Regions from separate parts of the Homo sapiens genome. Here region 1 is linked to region 2. Evidence: chromatin loops called from intact Hi-C (ENCODE). Cell type or tissue: IMR-90. All regions are shown on one strand. Each heading gives the region's core, and the rest is flanking DNA. Links, peaks and the distances in the headings are about the cores only. Region 1 overlaps LOC124901744 (a long non-coding RNA gene). Region 2 overlaps RBM28 (RNA binding motif protein 28).

Region 1 (10,810 bases), core at 985-8,984, 110 kb before region 2:
TCGAGGTGCCAGCAGGGGCACCTTGGCAAGGTGTCCCCTCTCCCAGGAGGCTGAGACCAGGATCTGATCCAAGCTGGGCCACCTGGAGAGAGTGGCCTGAACTAGTCTCCATCATGCTCTGGGCCTGGGTTTCTGCATTTGTAAAATGAGAGGAATGTGCTGGATCAGATACAATCTCCTCTCCCACCAGGCCCACCCCACACTCGGCAGGAAAGCAAGGACTGGGGCCCCAACAGCTGTCCTTGAGAGTGGGAGCCGCTGAGGGCACAGGAAGGAGTTTTGGGGGCGGCAGGCAGGGAAGCAAGCAGGATGGGAACGCCAGGCTCTCAGGGGAAGGAACCAGATAAATCATCAGCAAGGAAAACCTATAGGTTTCCCCAAAGTACAATTTGAATAGAAATGTCAAATGCACCTGGAGTTATTACACCCTGTAATCCTAATGACATATAATCCTATACACCAACAGGATAATATCACGAGTGTGTGTGGCAACACTGCCGCATGTTAATCCTGCCTGCCTCCTGGGATGATCTTTCTCATCCCAGCAGAGCCTACAGAGCCTCCTTTGTTCTTCCCAGAAGTGGCCTCATCGGGCTGGACCTGGGGGAGGTGACCAAGGAAGTGAAAATCAAAGAGCCCAAGGAATGAAGCTGGCATGGCGCTAGTCAGGGGATGGACAGGTGTGGTTTGGTGCTTTCATTTTTTGCCTAATCTGGATGCATCCTAAGTCCCCTGGAAGTTGCCAGCCCCACATCAGCATCTGTGTTGAGGACCCTCTTCTCTCCCCGCCTACCCCCGCCCCTAACCCTTTCCTTCTCTCTCATTCTTCCTTTCCTGTATCCTTCCCTTTCTTCCCCAGCATCTATGCTCTGTTCTGCCAGGAGCACTCTCGGAGATATGGTTCGTCCTCTTGAGAGGGAAAGCCTCCTGGGACTCGCGTGCACCCGTCCTGTCCAGCTGCGCTCCTTAGTTGCGGGCCCTGGAGCCAGGGAAGGTGGGAGTGGACTTTCGCCTGAGGCAGCAGCTGCGTGGTTAGTGGTCTGTGGCCAGGGGGGCATTTCAAGGTAGGGCACAGAACTTCCAGGCCAGTGCACCAGCCCAAAATAGAGCCCTGGTTGGCTTTATCTACCGTGTAGCCTGTGCTGGTCCCCATGACATAAGCTTCTTTTGCTGTGAGACAGGAAATCTCTTTCTAGGCTCCTGGGGAGATGAGATTTTTCAGGTCAAAGTCTCAGAGTCATTCACACAATCCAGGAATCTCTTCCCAAACTCCATACTCCTATGCTCGGCCCTCCAAGGCAGTGATTCTCGAAGTAGGAACCACTTCAAGACCAGCAGCTCAGCACTACCAGGGATCTTATTAGAAATGCAAATTCTGCCAGGTGCGATAGCTCACACCAGTAATCCCAGCACTTCGGGAGGCCGAGGGGGCAGATCACTTGAGGTCAGGAGTTTGAAACCAGCCTGGCCAACATGGTGAAATCCTGTCTCTACGAAAAGTACAAAAATTAGCTGGGCATGATGGCGCATACCTGGAGTCCCAGCTACTCAGGAGGCTGAGGCAGGAGAATCGCTTCAACCCAGGAAGCGGAGGTTGCAGTGAGCTGAGGTTGCACCACTGCACTCCAGCCAGGACGACAGAGCAAGACTCCATCTCAAAAACAAAAACAAAAAAAAAAAAAACAGAAATGCAAATTCTTAGATCCCAGTGCCAAGGGTGGCTGGAGACAGTTTGTAACATCTCAGGAGAACCAATTGCACATGTCTCTTTCCTAACTCCACATTTAGTGACCATCACACTGGGGGCTTGAAATCAACCACGGTGAGAGTGTTTACACTGTGGAACATTACAAATCAGTGCTCATTTTTCTTTCTGAAAGCCCATTGTTAAACAGTTTCCAGCACACCACTGGACCCTACCCAGACCTACTGAACCAGAGCCCTGAAGGTGGAACCCCACAATCTGTGTTTCAATAAGCTTTCCAGGTGATTCTGATGCACATTCAAGTTTGAGAATCACTGTTCCCATGGGCCAGCTCTAGTGGTATCATAAGAAAGAAAGGAATGTGGGGGTGCCCAAGGAGTAGGATTTCACAAGGAAACTTTGGAAAAGGTAAAGAAAGAAGAGAGAAAGTAAACTAGGCCCTGGGGCCTTCCTCCAGGCAAAGAGGCAACCAGGCACTTGGCAGGAAATACCCCTGGACGGAGATGAGACCTGCAGCCCCAGGGAATGGAAGGAGGAAAGAGAATCTGGTGAGTAGGTGGGATGCAGCCAACGTCAAATAGTCATTTTTCCACGTATCCAGATGAGGGAGATGGCGTCAATTACTCTAAGTCATGAGATCGGAAGGGCACAGGATAATTGGCTGGAAAAATGCTCCTTTGGGTGCATATTTCTGTAACAAAGAAAAACACATTTATGAGCATTTGTTTTGTTTGTTTGAGGCAGGGTCTCACTCAGTCACCCAGGCTGGAGTGCAGTGGCACGATCATGGCTCACAGCAGCCTCAAACTCCTGGGCTCAAGCAATCCTCCTGCCTCAGCCTTCCCAGTAGCTGGGGCTACAGGTGCACACCACCATGCCTGGCTAAGTTTTGTATTTTTGGTAAAGACAAGGTCTCACTATCTTGACCAGGCTGGTTTTGAATTCCTGGGCTAAAAGGATTCTCCCACCTCAGCCTCTCAAAGTGCTTGGATTACACGTGTGAGCCACCATGCCTAGCCATGAGCATTTCACTGAAGATAGAAGGAAGAGAAATCCTACGAAGTGTTTTTCAGGGAAGGGATGAAAATGGAAAATCCTAGCAAATGCTCATTACTACTCATGTAAATGTGTGCAAAATGCCACTGGAATTTTCTTTCCTTTTTTCCGTTGTGAAATATTTCAAACATATAGAAAAAGACAAGGAGTAATATAACAAAAGCCTTGTACCTACCACCAGAAATAGCAAGTGCTACCATTTTGCCACATTTATGTCAGATCATTTTTTAAAAGAAATGAGACAGCCCAGGCACAGTGGCTCATGCCTGTAATCCTAGCACCTTGGGAGGCCGAGGTGGGAGGATTGCTTGAGCCTAGGAGTTTAAGACCAACCTGGGCAGCATAGCAAGACCCCATCTCTACAAAAAACAAAAAATTAATGGGGTATGGTTGTTCGTGCCTGTTTCAGCTACTCAGGAGGCTGAAGTGGAAGGACTGCTTGAGACTGGGAAGTTGAGGCTGCAGTGAGCCATGATCACGCTGCTACACTCCAGCCTAGGCAACAAAGTGAGACCCTGTCAAAAAAAAAAAGGAAAAGAGGAAAGAAGAAATAGAGAAAGAGAGAAGAAAGGAGAAAGAAAGAAAGAAAGTAAGAAAGAAAGAAAAAAGGAAGAAAAAGAGGAAGAAAGGAAGAAAAAAAGAAAAAAGGAAGAAAAAGAAGAAGAAAGGAAGAAAAAAAGAAAGAAAGAAAGAAAAAAGAAAGAAGGAAGGAAGGAAGAGAGAGAGAGAAAGAAAGAAAAAACCTTACAGACACAGTTGAAGTCTTTGTGCCCCTTTTCCTTCCTCCAACTGTCCTGAAGTTGGTAGGTATTCTCACACTGGTGCTCATACTTTACCATATATGTATTACTCGTAAATTACACCTAGCATTGCTTTGAGTGCTTCTTAATTTATGTAAGTGATGTCACACTAAACCCACCATTCTGGAACCTACTTTTTTTTCAGCTAAATTGTGTTTCCAAGATCGGTCCATGTTGATGCATGATACATTCATTTTTACTGCTGAATAACATGAAACTGTACAAAGATACCACAATCCATCCACTCACCTACTAATAGACATTTGTTTCCAGTTTTTCACCATCACAAATGATTCTGCAGTGGACATCCTTGAACATGCTTCTGTAGAGTAGACCCCTACAAGTGGTGTTGCTGGGCCGCAGGGAAGATGCGTTCCAGTTATTAGACATGCTGTCAATTTACTCGCTAGCTTGGCTGAGCCAGTTCACGCTTGTGCCAGCAGCAGACAAAACAACTGAAAATGTTATTTATTCAGTGTGCTCTTGGATTGGGCTCTCTTCTGAATGCAAAACCAATTATAAGGATTTTCTCTAGTTCGTTCCCGACCTTTGTTCTCCAATTCTACTTTCCCTTAAAGTCTTAAATTCTTTAGCCATAAATTCTTCTACAACTAGGGTTTTCCAGAATCTGACCTAGTGGCCAAGAAGAAATGACTGGTATGTGTGTTACAGGATGGAGTCGGGTATGTGTGTGTATGTGTGTGTGTGTCTGTGTTTGTAGCTTTGTACCAAAGCCAACAAGAAAGAACTGGAAGGACAAGACTTTCCATAGCATCTTTTAAATGATGCATCAAACCCAGGAAAGAGGGGTAACCAGTGTGACCCAGAATCCACTCTCAAGCTATAGGTCCTTTCCTCCCCCTCTTATTTGTTGGGGGTCAAGGGGGAGTTGTCCCAGGACATTACTCTGTGGCTCCATCTTCCCTGCTCCCCAAACCCACCAGACTCCAGACACTTCTCTAAGCTGTGTAAACCTAGGGGTGAGGGAAAGAGGTACTCTGTGCAGAGGAGGGGCAGCCCCATGTGTTCATCTGGGGTAAAGGGCTGACTTTTGGCCCCAGGCCTAAGAGCTCTCTGTCCATGCCAAAGATTCCTCCTGCATCTGGGCCTGTGGGGTTGGGAGAGCTGCCAAAATCCTAGACTGGGCAGTGACAGTGGAGAGCCTATATCTTGGCCACTGAGCCGATTCCTCAGCCCCAGGACCATACAGAAGTTGTCTGGAATTCCTTCCCTCACAGGCCCTGAAGCAGGAGCCTCCAAGGCCTCTGAAGTTGACTTGAGAAAAGGGGATGGGGGGATAAGGAGGGGGATAGGGATTCAAGGGACCACCACAAAGTTGCCTAGCTCAAACCAAAGACATTTCAAGAGGCAGGAACCTGAAGTGAATGAAAAAGCACAATTCACAGTTAAGCGAGAGTAGGGAGGGCCCTGACCCAAAGACTATTTTTGTGTTTTTTGTTTGTTTTTTAGGGTTTTTTTGAGATAGGGTCTCACTCTGTCACCCAGGCTGGAGTGCAGTGGTGCAATCACAGCTCACTGCAGCCTCCACTTCCGAGGCTCAAGCAATCCTCCTGCCTCAGCCTCCCCATAGCAGGGACCACAGGCACACACCACCACACCCGGCTAATTTTTAAATTTTTTTGTAGAGAAGGGATCTTGCTATGTTGCCCAGGCTGGTTCAAACTCCTGGGCTCAAGCAATCCTCCTGCCTTGGCCTCCCAAAGTGCTGGGATTACAGGAGTGAGCCACTACTCCTTTCTTTCTTTCCAACAGAAAGACTATTTTTGGATGGGATTTCTCCCCCAGCAAACACTTGAAGTGTGACCTACAGGAGTTGTTTGTTTGGAGGGGGGCATTTGTCCTTTATCAAAAAGATGAAACCTGGTTGGGTGTGAGTTTCTTGCCTGTAATCCCAGCACTCTGGGAGGCTGAGGCAGGAGGACTGCTTGAGGCCAGGAGTTTAAGACCAGCCTGGGCAACATAGGGAGACCCTGTATCAACAACAACAAAAAATTAAAAATTAGCCAAGCATGGTGGTGCACACCTGTAGTCCCAGCTACTCAGGAGGCTGAAGTGGGAGGATCTCTTGAGCCCAGGAGAACGAGGCTGCAGTGAGCCATGATCACACCACTGCACTTCAGCCTGGGCAAGAGAGTGAGACCGTATCCCAAAAAGGAAAACGATAAAGCATGAACATCTTGGCGTCCTTGTTCCACAGACTCCTTTTGGCCCAGAACAGTCTGCCCTTTGGGCAGCAGGTGGCTTGCTTCAGCCTGGAGGCCAGGAGGCCTACTCAGGCGCCCAGGGCGATTCACCAAGGGACCTCACCTCTGAGCCCCGCCTACCACCCAATGAGGACGCGCGGACATGACGTCACTGCATCCTGTTGCCCAGCCCAGACCAGGAGAATGGGACAAGCTGGAGAAAAGAGCCAGTGGAAGTGCCAGATGCCAAGAGAGAAGTTGGGGGAAAAAATGGTGGAGGGCAAATGAGTCAGCAGCAAGTTTAAGCAATGAACCATTGCATCACGGGGTGTTTCTCAAATTCTTGTCTACTTTTAGAAAAAGTACGCAATGACATTCAGTGGGCATCTTGATTCTGAAATAGCTAAAGAAAATGTTAAAAATGCAGTGGGTGAAGATGTGCCCACATTAACCTCTTTTCTAAAACAACAGTTGACAATTGTGCTACATGTCCTTAAGCAAATCTTTTAGCCTGCCTGTTCCTTAGTTTCCTCATCTGTGACATGAGGGGAATGTATGAAAAATATCTCTGGAGATTCCTTCCAGTCTAACATTCTGTGGTTTGATGATTGATACTATGCTCACATTCTTAATACTCAGGCTGTGTCTACACAGTGCCAAGACAACTAGCTAATTCAGTGAGTATGGACAAAATGTTCTTCCAATCAATTCTTTGGCACGCTGTAGACAAATTGGCACTTCTTTTCATTTTACAACTGGTTGCTCCGGCTTCTTCTTGACCAGTGCTTCTTCAATGGTGGTATCCTGACATGCTGTATGCCTGGAGCACTTAGGAGGTGTGTCCTAGGCAGTTGGCTATGGATAATGAACTGTTGAGGTTCTCAAATCGTTGATGACTTTTTTTTAATCAATTAGAACAGATTCAATATGGTCCTATAGTAATGCCCCTGCTGCTTAGTTGCAATCCGATATGCCTCCCTGAAAGGAAGAAGTGGTGGAATTACAGCTGCCGGACAGAGACTGCCTGTAGCCCTGACCCTGTTGGATGCCCATGGGAGGGTGTCATGTGTTGTGCATGTGAATGTCATTTATCATCTGCAACACAGCACTTGAGAATGACTGATGGAAACCCCTGAGACATGGTCGGACATCAAGGCACTGGAGACTCAGGCCCTGGAGAAATCTGAGCCAGCATCCTATGACGCAGGTGCAAACCAGGAAGAGTACAGAATGGAGGGCCTGTTCATTATGCCTGTCTCTTGGTCCAAAATGAATGATTTCACCATAATCTGTTCATAGCTGGGGAAGGAAAGGGGGCGTGAAATAGCGTTTATTAATCATGTAGGGGCCAAGCCCAGTGCCAGACACTCGTGGCAGGTTTTAGTGTTGCTCGCCATGTACTTTTTATTCTCAGCTGTCCAGGGGGATTACACTTCCTCCCTCTTGTGGTTTGGAAGAGTAATGTAAAATTCTGGCCAATGGGTTGTGGGTAGAAGTGACATGTACCAACTGAATGCCAGGGCATTTCGCTGATAGTTTTAGACCCTCCAGAGCTCCCTCTCCCTCTAGCATGGGAACTGGCAACAGTCTGGTGGCTCTTCCATCACCAGCTGGAATCCTGGAATACTAGGAAACCGAGCTCCGAGAAGAGACATGAGGCGTGTGTATCATGCATTGCACGTGAGGATGGAGTAAAACTTTGTTGTTGTAAGCCACCAAGATTTTCAGGCTGCCTATAACTGCAGCACAACCTAATTTTGTGCTGTCTGATGCCATGTTTTATATAACATGGTAGTGTAGTAGAAAAATGTGAGCCTTAGAGTTTAAAATGCTGGGCACGATGTCTCACGCCTGTAATCCCAGAATTTTGGGAGGCCAAGGTGGGAGGATGGTTTGAGCCTGGGAGTTCGAGACCAGCCTGGGCAACATAGTGAGACTCCATTTTATTTTACTTTTTAAAAAAATAAAATAACAATTTAAAAAATAGAGATTAAAAGACATGAGCTAAAACCTAAACACTCACTGACTGTGAGCAAATCTGTTAGCTTCTTTGAGTCTCAGTTTCTTCATCTATAAAATGGCACGATGTTTTTATTAGGTTCGGAAATAATATTTAAAAATATCTAGCACAGGATTTGGCACATAGTAGATGCTCAGTTACAATGATTATAATTTCATGTATTCCTCAAAATAATACTATGAGTAAAGAGAGGGTATGGGTGTAAGAGAAAGGATAGTCATTACTGATGTTTCAAATGCCGTCATACACTATGGAGAACACTGACCAGGGACCCCAAGGGTAGGGGAAGGTTTGAAGTCATCTGTGTCCACCCTCCCCTGAACTCAGAGAAGTCCTAGAAGGGAGAGAAGGCCTGAAGACACCATTTACAATTTAGCCTTTCCACTGCCAGAGGAAAAGCAGATTCTACTTATGGTAGTGACTATTGACACCTTCAGCATATAAAATAAGAATATAGCAGTGGAGTGAGTTAGTGTCCCTGTTAGTTTCACTGAAGCTTGTTATCCTAGCAAAGCGCCAGCCAAGGTCTTTCCCAAAGGCGCAATGAACTAAACTCTTCTCTGAAATCAGCTTATTAGTATTATCATGACCACTTCAGCTAGCTCACCCAGGACCTGGGAATGAGCTGGAGAGTGAACTACAGAGGAAGGGAGAGAAAGAGAATATCCTCAAGGCAGCAGGGGATTGAGGGGTCCTTTGTCTCCTCCTGCTTCCCAGCAAGTCTTGCCTGATGGAGGAACAAGAGCAGTCAGAGGACGGGGTGGGGAAATTCCAATTCTGTGTGTCCTTCCTTCACCATGCCAGCTGCTCTGGAAACCTCCAGTTCCAGGTCAGATGCCTGCTGCAGTTCCCACTTATATTTAATTTGGTAGAGTATATCTCCTCCAATCCCAGTTTTCTCCAAGGTCTGCTCCCAGATCATCGTTTGCCTCTTAAATACCACATCCTAGCCATGAACTTGGAATTCTGAACATTCAATGGCCTGCCCCCTTGGAACGCCTCAATTCTGCCTCTGGGATGAAAGTTCCTTGCACGTTTTCACACACATGGAGTGCAGAGAGTCACTGAGGACCCAAGGAGAACTTGAACATCACCTTGACCACCTGTCATCAGCAGGAAGTCAGGCTGGAAGCACTTGTTGAAGCCCCCACAACCTTTGGTGAATGAAAAATAGAGATGTTCCATTCCAGACAAAGCACTGCATGCTTGGGCAGCTGTTCCACCTGCCACCAATCCAACCCGGATTTGCTCTTCACTGACTTTTCACTTTTCCACGCAGACCAAGACCCCATGAAAATGCCCATGGCCAGTGGGGTGACTGATTTCCAGCAAATGTGTGGTCCTTCTAAATTGGGGAGGTTTACCAGAAGCATGTATTAGATGAACATGGATTTGTGACCTGTGCTCAGGTCCCTGTTAGTTTCACTGAAGCTTGTTATCCTAGGAAAGCACCAGCCGAGGTCTTTCCCAAAGGTGCAATGAACTAAACTCTTCTCTGAAATCAGCTTATTAGTATTATCATGACCACTTCAGCTAGCTCACCCGGGACCTGGGAATGAGCTGGAGAGTGAACTACAGAGGAAGGGAGAGAAAGAGAATATCCTCGAGGCAGCAGGGGATTGAGGGGTCCTTTGTCTCCTCCTGCTTCCCAGCACAGCTTTAAACCCTGTGCTCAGGGTTTAAAGCATGGCGAGAATGGAAACCGGATGGTGAGATTGAGTCCTGGTGGGGCTAGTTGACTTCATTTTGATCAAGATCACAGATTTTACCCCTGACCCAGATTAAAATCTATAAAATGGGCTTTTGTGACCATGAGAGACACAAGCAGTGACGTGCAGGAGCAGACTTATAGTGGCTTGTGAGAGCCAGGTGTAAAATATTCTGGAGCTTTGTAAGCCAATTTTTAAAATCATTAGTAGCTTGAAATCTATCGTGGTGCAAGTATTTATACCATGGAAATTGGTAAACCCCTACAAATCGGGGTTTCTCTTCCTCCTTCCCTCCTCCTCCTTCTTTGTGAGAGCTAGTTTACCAAGGCATGTGTGTCTTCTCGCAAAACCATTCTTTCATTGGAAAAACTATTCCAGATATGGGATCAGGGGAACAGTTTTGTATATGGGAAGAACATAGCTCTCTGGAATCACAGACAGCTTTGAGGACTCAAAAAAAAAAATCAACAACCAACTTTTAACATTGATAGAAACTTTGATTAGATAGGGAGTTGTGGCTTCAGTGACTGTGCTGAGATTTTAAATTTAAAAGATCTTGCTGAAGTGAAAATTACATGTAAATGTTGGGTTGTATAGCACTGTAGGAGTCTGTAAAAAGAGCTGTAGTAATGTTCTGTAAAAAGTCTTTATTGAATTCTCAGTAGAGCAGTGGTCTGTCGTTGATGTGGCTTCCAGGGAGGGAGCATCTGGCCCCCAATCCTTGCAGAGAGGGGCTGACACCCGGATTGCTGCTGACTGTGCCCACTGCTGTGGGGGCTGCTGCAGGAGGGAAAAAGAGCTTTGAATAATCTGTTACGAGCTCAACCGTGTCCCCTAAAATTCATACATTGAATTCCTAATCACCAATGTAACTGTGTTTGGAGATAGGATCTTTAAGGAGGTGATTAAGGTTAAATGAGGTGGGGCACCAATCCAATCTGACTGATGTCCCTATCAAAGAGGAAATGTGGACACACAGAGACACACTGGGGATGAGCATGCATAGAGAAAAGGCCACATGAGGACACAATGAGAAGGTTATGTCTGCAAGCCAAAGAGAGAGGCCTCACCAGAAACTAAGTCTGTGGGCACCTTGATCTTGGATTCTCAGCCCCAAAACTGTGAGGATGTAAATTTCTGTTGTTTAAGCCAGCTCATCTGTGGTATTCTGCTATGGCCGTCCTAGCTGGCTAATACCATCTGCAATCCAGATTGCTTATTTCTGTTCTTATCTGTTGATTGATCAGTTTTACAGGGTAATTGACCTTCCTCCACAATTCTTCAGGCTCTCCTAACCCTGCCTGAGATTCTCAATG
Region 2 (10,810 bases), core at 1,235-9,234:
GAGATAAGAGATGCATTCACAAATAAACCAAAGTAAAAAAAACTACACAGCTTAAGGAAGTTCATGAAAATCAAGTAAAGAGGGCCTTATATCTTTTGAGAGAGGTGGAGGCATGCAACTTGAAAGAGATCATTTGATCTGCATATGCAAAGTGAGTAGAGGCATTTTTACACAGAAAGAACAGTATGAATATAAATCCAGGCAACAAATAAAGTAATTTGGATGTTAAAAAACAAACTAGGCTGGGCTCAGTGACTCACGCCTGTAATCCCAGCACTTTGGGAGGCTGAGGCAGGTGGATCACTTGAAGTCAGGAGTTCGAGACCAGCCTGGCCAACATGGTGAAACCCTGTCTCTACTAAAAAAATACAAAAATTAGCCGGGTATGGTGGTGTGCACCTGTAGTCCCAGCTACTCAGGAGGCTGAGGCAAGAGAATCACTTGAACCCAGAAGGTGGAGGTTGCAGTGAACTGAGATTGTGCCACTGCACTCCAAACTGAGCGACACAGCAAGACTCCATCTCAAACAGAAAAACAAACAAAACTGGTAGCTTCAGAATCACCTCTGAAACAATGGCTAACAGTAATAAACAATTCTATTATCTGGGGAACAAAGTTGCCTTGAACAATAACCAGATCCCAGATTTTCCAACCTAGGGCCACTGCATTAACCACCAGAATGGCTCGTCTGTTGGTAATCCTCTTGGTATATACCACAAAGACTACAAATGTTTGCTGTATATGCAAGGGAACTTTGCTGTGCAATATCAATGAGAGCTCTAAGAATGACAGAGTCAAGAATAATCTGGCCCTGTATGTCCTGGGGGAAGATGGGTAAGAGAATGAGTACTGACTGCGTGCTGACCATGCAGTATGCTAGACGATGGACATGTATTATCTCATTTAGTCCTCAGCAATCATGTGAGGCAGATGTTGTCCACCCCATTTTACAAACTGAAGTTCAGAGCGGTAATAACTGCCAAGGAACATGCAGCAAAAAGGGCAGAGCCAGAGTATGAGCATGAGTACACGTATTCCTAAAGTCCCTGCTCCACCTTCTATACCACACCAGATTAAAAACAGTACTAAAACTATCAGGCTTCACACTTCTGGAGCCAACTAATAAAAGAAAATATGGAAGAGATAACTGAAATCTACAGGTAATGGGAAACCTTAACCTCAACCATTAATTTTGGCACGTACTATCACCAAACACTGTAAAAAACGGCTGACTGGAAATAACATTGGTCTGCTTCCTCTCTCCTTCCTTTCCCTTCTGCTGTAGAGCTATCAGACATGGGCCAGCAGATAAGAAGATGGCCTGGAGAGGCTTAGGGAACTGGGAGTAAAGGGAACTAGGAGCAAAAAAACCTAACTGAGGGGAGAACTACTCTAAGAGAGCAGAAGCACAAATTGAACAAAATAGAAGAGTTTATGTCCTTAAAAATATGGACCATTTAATTTCTGTACCAAGCTGCGCTGGATCCTTAATTCCTTCATTTTAAGTTTTCTTCGATCTTCTAAAGAGAACTCCACTATTGGTCTCTGTCAGAGGGAGACAGAATGCCATTCATTAGACTTCTTAATCTGTGCATGCAATGAGCTGAGTTTTTCCCCTTCACACATCCTCCCCCAACCCACCTTTTTTTTGTCCACTTGCCACTGTTTCCCACCCCTCAAATGTCAGAGGACACTAGGCATAAAGGAGAAGGCTGGTTTCCTGCAAGTGGTCCTAAGGGAACAAGTCTCCCCAGAGGACAAGGCCTACCTTCAGAGGCCCAAAGATTTCTGGATTGTTGTTGATGAGGCGGAGGGCTTTCAGGGCATGCTCGTGCTCTTGGAACTCCGCAAAGGCGTAGCCCAGGGACTGACCCTTCATGTTCCCATGAACTCCTTTGAGGTCTCGCATCACTCTACACTATGAGTAGAGCAAGAAAAAAATCAGTAATTACAGAATGAGAAGACTTGCCTGACATGAACTGCTTTAATAGAGTCAATAAGAAATCAGGCTATTGGGTGGGCATGGTGGTTCATGCCTGTAATCCTAGCACCTTGGGAGGCCGAGACAGGAGGATTGCTTGAGGCCAGGAGTTTGAGACCAGCCTAGGCAACATGGCAAAACCTTGTCTCTACAAAAAATACAAAAAATTAGCCAGTGTGGTGGCACCTCAGCTACTCAAGAGGCTGAAGCAGGAGGATCACCTGAGCCCGGGGAGGTTGAAGTTACAGTGAGCCATGATGGCACCACTGCACTCCAGCCTGGGCAACAGAGTGAGACCCTGTCTCAAAAAAAAAAAAAAAAAATCAGGTTATTGAAACATAATCTTCATTTATACCACCATCACAAAAATCACACTGGAATAACACTTATGTGTGTCCATCTTATTAGAATTTACCTACTAAGACCATCAAACAGATTAAAATTGTATTTTCTTGCTTTCTACTAGCTTATAGACATCAACAGAGACCTAAAAAAAAGCACATAAACAAAACTTCCTAAAGAAAATTTATAAAGCGGTATGGATGTTAAAAAACAAACACAATACAAACACAACTGTTTGCGATACATACAAATTGAGAGGTACATGGTATTTTAAGCGTGTAACAAGTTGCTGCCGAGGATGGAGTACTGTCCACAGATCTTACAACTGAAAAAAGCCCTCAGGAAGGAAATTATTGAAGAAGGAAAGGAGGAAGGCCTGATGGCTTTAGATAAGAAAGACATTTCAAGCATAGGAAAAAGTCTCTCCAACATACAGGGTCAGAAATATAGGAAGAAGTTTCAGCTCTCTTTGCTTGCAGCTCAGATCCTCTCTAGTGTGGTTTTCCCTTAAATCCTTAAGCCAGATGTAGTAAACATCTGGGGCACCAAAGTATGGTAGGATTTTTCGAGAAAACTGATCATTTACATGCCATTACTACCAAAGCTGTCGTTCTCATGTAATGGAAACAGCTAAGTATTGGGGATGCATGGATGCCGCATTTAGTTTATGTCCAGTGTCCACTCTGTGCCTAGAACTGTCATACACTGTAAGGGAATCAAGAGAAGCATATAATGAAGATCCTGTTCTCAAGATGCTTACCATCTTACTGAGACACTATACATACAAATAGGAAAGAATTAAGAGGAAAATTCAACATAATGCAAAATATTCTAGAATAAACATAAATTTCTCTAAATTATGACAGGTGTTAAATATGTAGGCACTAAGTATTCGGATGATAGGAGAAATTACACAACTGTCCCTCCCCTATAACCAGTAACACTGAGCAGTTTTACTAACTGTGGTGTCAGATATGTGCTGATATATTCACATTCTCTCAAGTAATCTCCCAAATACCAATCCATACATTTTGAAGAGGTTTTCAGGGATTAGGAAAACAGTTTATGGTAGCGAAACAGAGTAAAGCAGGCCCAAAATATTGGCAATGGTACTTTTAAAATAAATATTGACTAAGAGATGACTATGTACCAGGTACTACACCAAGGATTGGGGATAATGAGATAACGCTTGCCTCAAAAACTCAGTCTAGTGGGGAGAAGTGACTGACAGACAGTTTGAGGCCAGGGTAATAGTAACCAGTATGACAGAGATATGCAAGGCCAGGCCCAGTGGTTCACTGTTATAATTCCAGCACTGTGGGAGGCCGAAGCAGGGGAATCATCTGAGCTCAGGAATTTGCGACCAGCCTGGGCAACATGACAAAACCCTGTCTCTACCAAAAACAAGAAATTAGTCAAGCATGGGCTGGGCGAGGTGGCTCACGCCTGTAATCCCAGCACTTTGGGAGGCCGAGGCAGGCGGATCACTTGAGGTCAAGAGATCGAGACCATCTTGGCAACATGGTGAAACCCCGTCTCCACTAAAAATACAAAAATCAGCTGGGCGTGGTGGTGCATGCCTGTAGTCCCAGCTACTCGGGAAGCTGAGGCAAGAGAATCGCTTGAACCCGGGAGGCGGAGGTTGCGTTGAGCCGAGATCATGCCACTGCACTCCAGCTTAACGACAGAGTGAGACTCCGTCTCAAAAAAAAAAAAAAAAAAAAGAAAGAAAGAAAGAAATTAGCCAGGCATGGTGGTGTGTAACTATAGGCCCAACTACTTGGGAGGCTGAGGTGGGAGGATTGCTTGAGCTTGGGGGGGGGGGGGGTGGCGGTTTGCAGTGACCCGAGATGGTGCCACTGCACTCCAGCCAAAGACAGAGCAAGACCACATCTAAAAAAAAAAAAAGAAAGGAAGAAAAGAAAAAAAAGAAAAGAGAAATACGCAAAGGGGAATGTGGAGGCAGAAAAGTTCTGTACTCACACAGAGTCTAACCAAGTTGGTGTGAACCCAGTGTTTTTCTAATTCAACTGCTGAACATCTACATGGCTTCCTGTGTTGACCACAAGGCATAGGGGACTCTGAACACAGGGTAAGAATCTAACTAGGAGTAAAATACTCTTCCAAAAAGCAAAGCAGATTATTTTCTCTGCAAGAAAATTCACATGATAGCACAAAGTATAATGCTAAGCACACAACAGGCATTTAATAAATGCTTGCTAAATTAATTCATGCAGACAGAGATTTCCTTGCATTCTGCTGTAATTCAGTCAGATGTAAAAGACAATTCTTAGAAGAAAAAGAACAAAACCAAGAAACTGCTAAACTCAGCTATGCATGCTGACAACATGTCCAGAAGAAAGTCTGTTGATGGCCCGGCACAGTGGCTCACGCCTGTAATCCTAGCACTTTGGGAGGCCGAGGTGGGCAGATCACTTGAGGTCAGGAGTTCGAGACCAGCCTGGCTAACATGGTGCAATCCCTTCTCTACTAAAAATACAAAAATTAGCCAGGCGTGGTGGCGCACGCCTATAGTCCCAGCTATTCAGGGGGCTGAGGCAGGAGAACTGCTTGAGCCCAGGAGGAGGAGGTTGCAGTGAGTCAAGATTGCACCGCTGCACTACAGCCTGGGCAACAGAGTGAGACTTCGTCTCAAAACAAACAAACAAAATCTGGCACCACAGCCTGAGGGAAATGCTTGATCTGACCCAAGATCAGAATGAAAGCTCCAAAATGGTCAGGGCCACGTCTCACCTCCTTGATGCGCACCCCTTTCTCTCCACTAGTAGCACTCAGCAGCAGCTTTCTGAGCTGTTTGTCATCTACAGCCTTTGGGAGATTGTGCAGGCAGAGCCTGGTTCGGGAGACAAAGATATTCTGGTCCTTGAGTTTCTGATGCTTCAGCAGCTCAAACTGAAAGAACAACCAATGGTTAACAGTACAACCCACTCTTTTTAAGAGGTAGGCTCATAATTCTCCAAAAGGAAAGAATTATGATCCTCATCCCATAACCACACATATAGAAAACGGATGGAAACTGCCCACACCGCAGCTTTACAATGCCTAGTATAGGGAAAGAAAAGTCCAAGGGAACAAGATGGTGGGTGGGTAATAGTAAAATCATAGGCTCTGGAGACCCATCCCTAACTGGAGAAATTACATAAAATTTTAAAGCCACAATTTTTCATCTATAAAACGAAACAGTAGATCAAGGTCTCTGAGCACTGAGGTGAGGCCAAAATGAGATAATATAAGGCTGGGCAGGGTGGCTCATGCCTGTAATCCGAGCACTTTGGGAGGCCAGGGCAGGCAGATCACCCGAGGTCAGGAGTTCAAGATCAGCCTGGCCAACATGGTGAAACCCTGTCTCTACTAAAAATACAAAAATTAGCCAGGCATAGTAGTGCATGCCTGTAATCCCAGCTACTCGGGAGGCTGAAGCAGGAGAATCGCTTGAACCTGGGAGCCGGAGGTTGTGGTGAGCCAGGATCGTGCCATTGCACTCCAGCCTGGGCAGCAAGAGTGAAATTCGGTCAAAAAAAAAAAAAAATTCCCTAGCTCAAAATGTAGCTCAGAACAAACAACAAATAATACTGTGATTAATATCTATGCCCAGTCCTCATCTACCCACCAGCTCAACTGATTATCTAATCCTTCCAAAAGGAAATGGAAGTTATTCAAAGAATACTTGACAGAATGCTGTGTTGTCTCAACTCTGCCACCCTGAGGCAAAGGAGTATCAATGACCACAGAACCATATTTTGCTCTTAGAGCAATACCCTCAACTATGCTGCCACAAAACCCCAGTTCCTGCGTGATCTGTGTCTAAAATGAAATGAAAGATGACATTCTTCTCCCAATTAGTTTTTTTTAAACCAAGTTGGTAGAAAAAAGTTTTCAATTAAAAGTTTTTCTTTTGTCAAGTCTTCTCAGTCCTGCTGCTTCTTGTTTGGTAAAAGTACCAACAGATCACAAAATAAACAAATCCCTTGGAAAACGACTATTAAAGGAACATCTGAAAAGGCTATCATGTTTAAGTTCAACAGACTATTTTTCTGTCAGGAAAAGCTGTGCCTGCTGTGAATTTATAATGCATACCTATCATTGAATGAGCTTTTTGCTAACAAAATTAGTTTTAAATTAAATATGTCATTATTGCACTGTGATCAGACAAGGGTATATAGTGCCCTTATAAAATTGAGGCTTTAAAATTTTCTGTAATTTCTCCAGTTAAGGATGGGTCTCCAGAGCCTATGATTTCTAGGTGTTCACTACCACAAAAGTTGAAAACACTAGTGCAGAATCTGTGCCCACTGAAAAAAAGACGCACTGCCTCCTGCTGTCATTACACTCTCACCCCTGTTCCTCATCTGCATGTTAAGGTTCCATAGCTAATTCTGTTCACAGTTATGCATCTTTACCCTTCTAGGCTGGCTTGGCTTTTTGAAAGTAAGTTATATGGGAAAAAGTAAAAATTACTGGGAACATTACCAAGCAGCAAAGGAATATGAGTTATCGGTTAACATCGGAAACATCCATAAAATGGAGTTTTTCTAAAATGATTTTATAATCTGGAGATTATAACTCCTCCCAACTGACAGCTACCCCTTTCAAGAGCCATATCTTCTCCCTTCTCTAATAACTCCAGCTCATTCTGATCTTCCTCTTTTACATTATTCTGTGTTTATACTGACACCTAATTACATGTAGCAATAGCCTCTGACTGTCTACTGCATGATGTAGCAGCATGTGTTCAGCAAACATTTACTGCCAAGCACTAGGGAAACAAATAATAAGACACAGTTCTTTTATACCAGCATACAAAACAGATAGAATACTATGTATGATGTTGGGTTACTTGCTATTTCACCTATGTGCTTTTCTCCCTAACAGGGCAATAAGTATGGTCTGTGACCATACTGGGCTCTTTGATGAGCACATCTAGCATTCGATAACTATTTTTGATTGATTTATAGGCCACGCAGAACGTGAAGGTCAATGCCTAATCTACTCACCCGTTCTCTTTTGGCCATATCAGCAGCACTCACACCCTCTGCAGCCTTCGTCCCAGCACGAATCACTGCAGAAAGAGGGAAAAAGGCCAAGACATCAACAAGGGAATTTTCACTGAGCAACAAGAGGAATGTGATTTGAATGATGCAAACTCTTTGTACAGGGCCCAGAGGACTATCTTGGCCAGGACACGGTGGCATTTGGTTAGGTCCAGAAATAGGCTACAGGGCTAAGTTCTGGGCTCAGAGCTGCTCTCAAGGACTAAAACTCTAAACATTTTGTGATTTTATTCCTCTTCTCCTTCTCTCCCCTCAAAGAATCTTCACGTACATGCCCAAAGTCAGAAAGAAAGGCCTAGAAGAAGTATGGAACATAAGTACATTTTGGGCATTTAGAATGCACAATGTTCCACCTATAATCTGCCCTTGGAACTTAACTTTGCTGTTCCTTATATACTTGAGGTCCATTACTAAACAGTGAGATAAGCCAGCCGAAAACAGTTATGTTGCCATAGAAGGCTGGTGTCGAAGGCTAAAGGACATTACTAGTACAGGCTGTGAAGCTATGGAGGAGGTGAGCTGATAAATGCTGTGTGACCTAGAAGAATTTTTTTAAAAATTTAAAGCTAATTTTTTTGTCTTTCTGACACTAAAGGAAAGTATTGGGTGCACATTTTAAATCCATGAATAATCCAAAAGAGTAATTTTAGTCATAATGAAAACCTCTTATTAGAAATGATGACAAGAAGCAAAGGTATTTTGAGTTCTTCCTCCCCCTTTGCCTTGCCAATCCTCTATTGAAAAAGACTAAAGGCAACCAGGCAGAAAAGATAATGGGACAGTTAATCCACAAAAACGAGTGAAGGTTTACTAATAGAGAGCCACATTTATTAAAGTGGAATGATCATATAACACTGTTAAAGAGAACATTTGGGTTTTTAATTTGAAACATGCTTCCAGGCATACTATTGCTTGATCAATGATTATGGCACAGGGCCAGGTACTTAGAAGTGTGGGTTACATCTCCCTACTCACAGCCTTCTCGGGCCAGATAGAGATTCCGGGTGCCAGTCGGCTTCTTCACCTTCGTCGTCTGAAGCTTTGCAGCCTCATCACGGGTCACCGCCAAGTCAACCTTGAGCTGCCGGCCATCCAGTTTAAGCCCACCAGCCTGTAACAGATCACAACCCTTTCTTAAAACACATAATGGCCGGGCACAGTGGCTCACACCTGTAAACCGAGCACTTTGGGAGGCTGAGGCAGGTGGATCACCTGAGGTCAGGAGTTCAAGGCCAGCCTGGCCAACATGGTGAAACCTCGTCTCTACTAAAAATACAAAAATTAGCCGGGCATGGTGGTGTGCGCCTGTAATCCTACTCAGGAGGCTGAGGCAGGAGAATGGCATGAACCTGGGAGACGGAGCTTGCAGTGAGCGGACATCGCGCAACTACACTCCAGCCTGGGAGACAGAGCGAGACTCCACCTCAAAAAAAATAAAATAAAATAAAAAAATAACAAAACAAAACAACACATAATGAGTAGAAACTAGAAACTAAGCACCTGACAAGAACACCACAGAAAGGGATACAGCAAACATCAATTACGCTATGGAAGCCAAGCCCTACGACGTTTCAGCTCAGCTAGCTACAAATGGATCACTGGGCCTCACAATATTTAGTATAGCTGTGCAAAAGGCCACATGTGTATTTCAGGCAGTCAGCAGTAAAGAATTTATTTTCTGGGAGTTGATTAGTCCCAAAGTAGACCCAAACTGAGGAAAATTATCTGTAACCAGGCAAATGTCTAGTATTGTAAAGTAAGCTAGTGAAATAGTAGAGTACTTACTCAAGAGGACTTAAGAAATAACAGCAATATTAGATAACATTATACTCGACTATAGAACAAATGGAGTAATTCTCCATCACCCACACACATTCTCTCTCAAACATCTACTCTACTTCACAGACGACCTTAATACCTCATCCTAGTCTTTCATGTTATCAGTCTAGGATAGAGGCTGACACAGACAGCAAGCAACAAATATCAGATACGTTATTATCCCCTTTTCCTCACCTATGAAGTAGAGATCATAATTCTGCCTACCTCAAAGGGCTGATGTAATGATTAAGATAATGCATGTAAAGTTCAGTGCCTAACACAAAGTGCTAAATAAGTGTTAGTTTTATTATTACTGACAAGAAAAATAATAATAAAGCTTTGTATAAATACCAGATGTTGCCCCTAAGAGCCAAACTGCCTCCTGTGTTATAAGGTAAAGGAAATATCTTCCTTACCTCATTCTCTGGAGAAGCAGCTAGAAGGCATTTCTGAGCTGCTTCTTGAGTCATGAACTGGGCAAATGCACAACCTGCACAAGGAGACACAATTCAGTGAGATCCCAAACTCCCACAGATAAACCAAAGACAACATTGCAAATGGCAACAGCCTGACACAGAGTGGAAGGGATAGGTGGCATCCATTTATTAAGTACAGCCATGTAGCCGGGTGCAGTGGCTCACACCTGTAATCCCGGCACTTTGGGAGGCCGATGCGGGCAGATCATGAGGTCAAGAGATCAAGACCATCCTGGCCAACACAGTGAAACCCCGTCGCTACTAAAAATACAAAAAATTAGCCAGGCGTGGTGGCGGGCACCTGTAGTCCCAGTTACTTGGGAGGCTGAGGCAGGAGAATGGCGTAAACCTGGGAGGCGGAGTTGCAGCGAGCCAAGATAGTGCCACTGCACTCCAGCCTGGGCAACAGAGCAAGACTCCGTCTCAAAAAAAAAAAAAAAAAAAAGTACAGCCATGTACTTGCATAAGGACGTTTTGGTCAGTGACAGACTGCATATACAACAGTGGTCCCAGAAGATTACAATGGATCTGCCCTATACAGTTGTACCATTTTTTATCTTTTATACTGCATTTTACTATACCTTTTCTATGTTTAGAAATACTTAGATACACATATACTTACCATTATGTTACAACTGCCTACAACATTCAGTATAACAACATGCTGTGCTGTACAGGTTTGTAGCCTAGGAGCACATATGACCTATGTGTGTAGTAGGCCATACCACCTAGGTTTGTATAAGTACACTATGACATTCACACAATGACAAAATCACCAAATAATGAACTTTGCAGAATGTATCCCCATCATTAAGTGACGCATATTGCACTATGACACAGGCACTATGTTAGGTACCAAATAATCAAGACAAAGATACCACTGCTCTTAATGAAATTTTATTATTACTTCCTTCATCTGTTCTAATTCTTCTTAGAACTTTAGTCTCATGATCTCTCTTAATAAGAAATATCCATGTGAAGGCTGGGTGTGGTGGCTTACACTTGTAATCCCAGCTCTTTAGGAGACCAAGGCAGGAAGATCGCTTAAGCCCAAGAGTTAGAGCCTAAGCAACATGACAAAACCCTGTCTCTACGAAAGAAAAAAAAAAATTGGCTGGGTG

Evidence for each region. A loop is a pair of places that touch in the nucleus more often than their neighbours do. Peaks named below come from ENCODE experiments on the same cell type or tissue, not always from the same donor. Only the 100,000 strongest peaks of a DNase experiment are listed, where the experiment ranks them.
Region 1: a loop joins it to region 2, with 13 times the contacts of the local background. A loop is called at or near these places in 10 of 110 quality-filtered maps.

The regions. Positions count from the first base shown.
Region 1 is chr7:128,211,267-128,222,076 of GRCh38, forward strand. All of the region lies in intron 1 of LOC124901744 (a long non-coding RNA gene), which reads left to right. Among named protein-coding and RNA genes, the nearest start is that of MIR129-1, 8.8 kb to the left of the region's middle. In IMR-90, for the core only: a CTCF peak has its summit at 7,224 (motif pointing left); a DNase peak (open chromatin) is centred at 4,235; H3K27ac peaks cover 653 bases; H3K27me3 peaks cover 1,463 bases.
Region 2 is chr7:128,316,189-128,326,998 of GRCh38, forward strand. It overlaps RBM28 (RNA binding motif protein 28), which reads right to left. Exons shown (of 19, transcript NM_018077.3): 11 at 9,630-9,703; 12 at 8,371-8,506; 13 at 7,339-7,403; 14 at 5,078-5,236; 15 at 1,769-1,918; 16 at 1,471-1,545. Among named protein-coding and RNA genes, the nearest start is that of RBM28, 22 kb to the right of the region's middle. RefSeq lists an enhancer at 3,338-3,839. In IMR-90, for the core only: a CTCF peak has its summit at 6,057 (motif pointing left); a DNase peak (open chromatin) is centred at 7,433.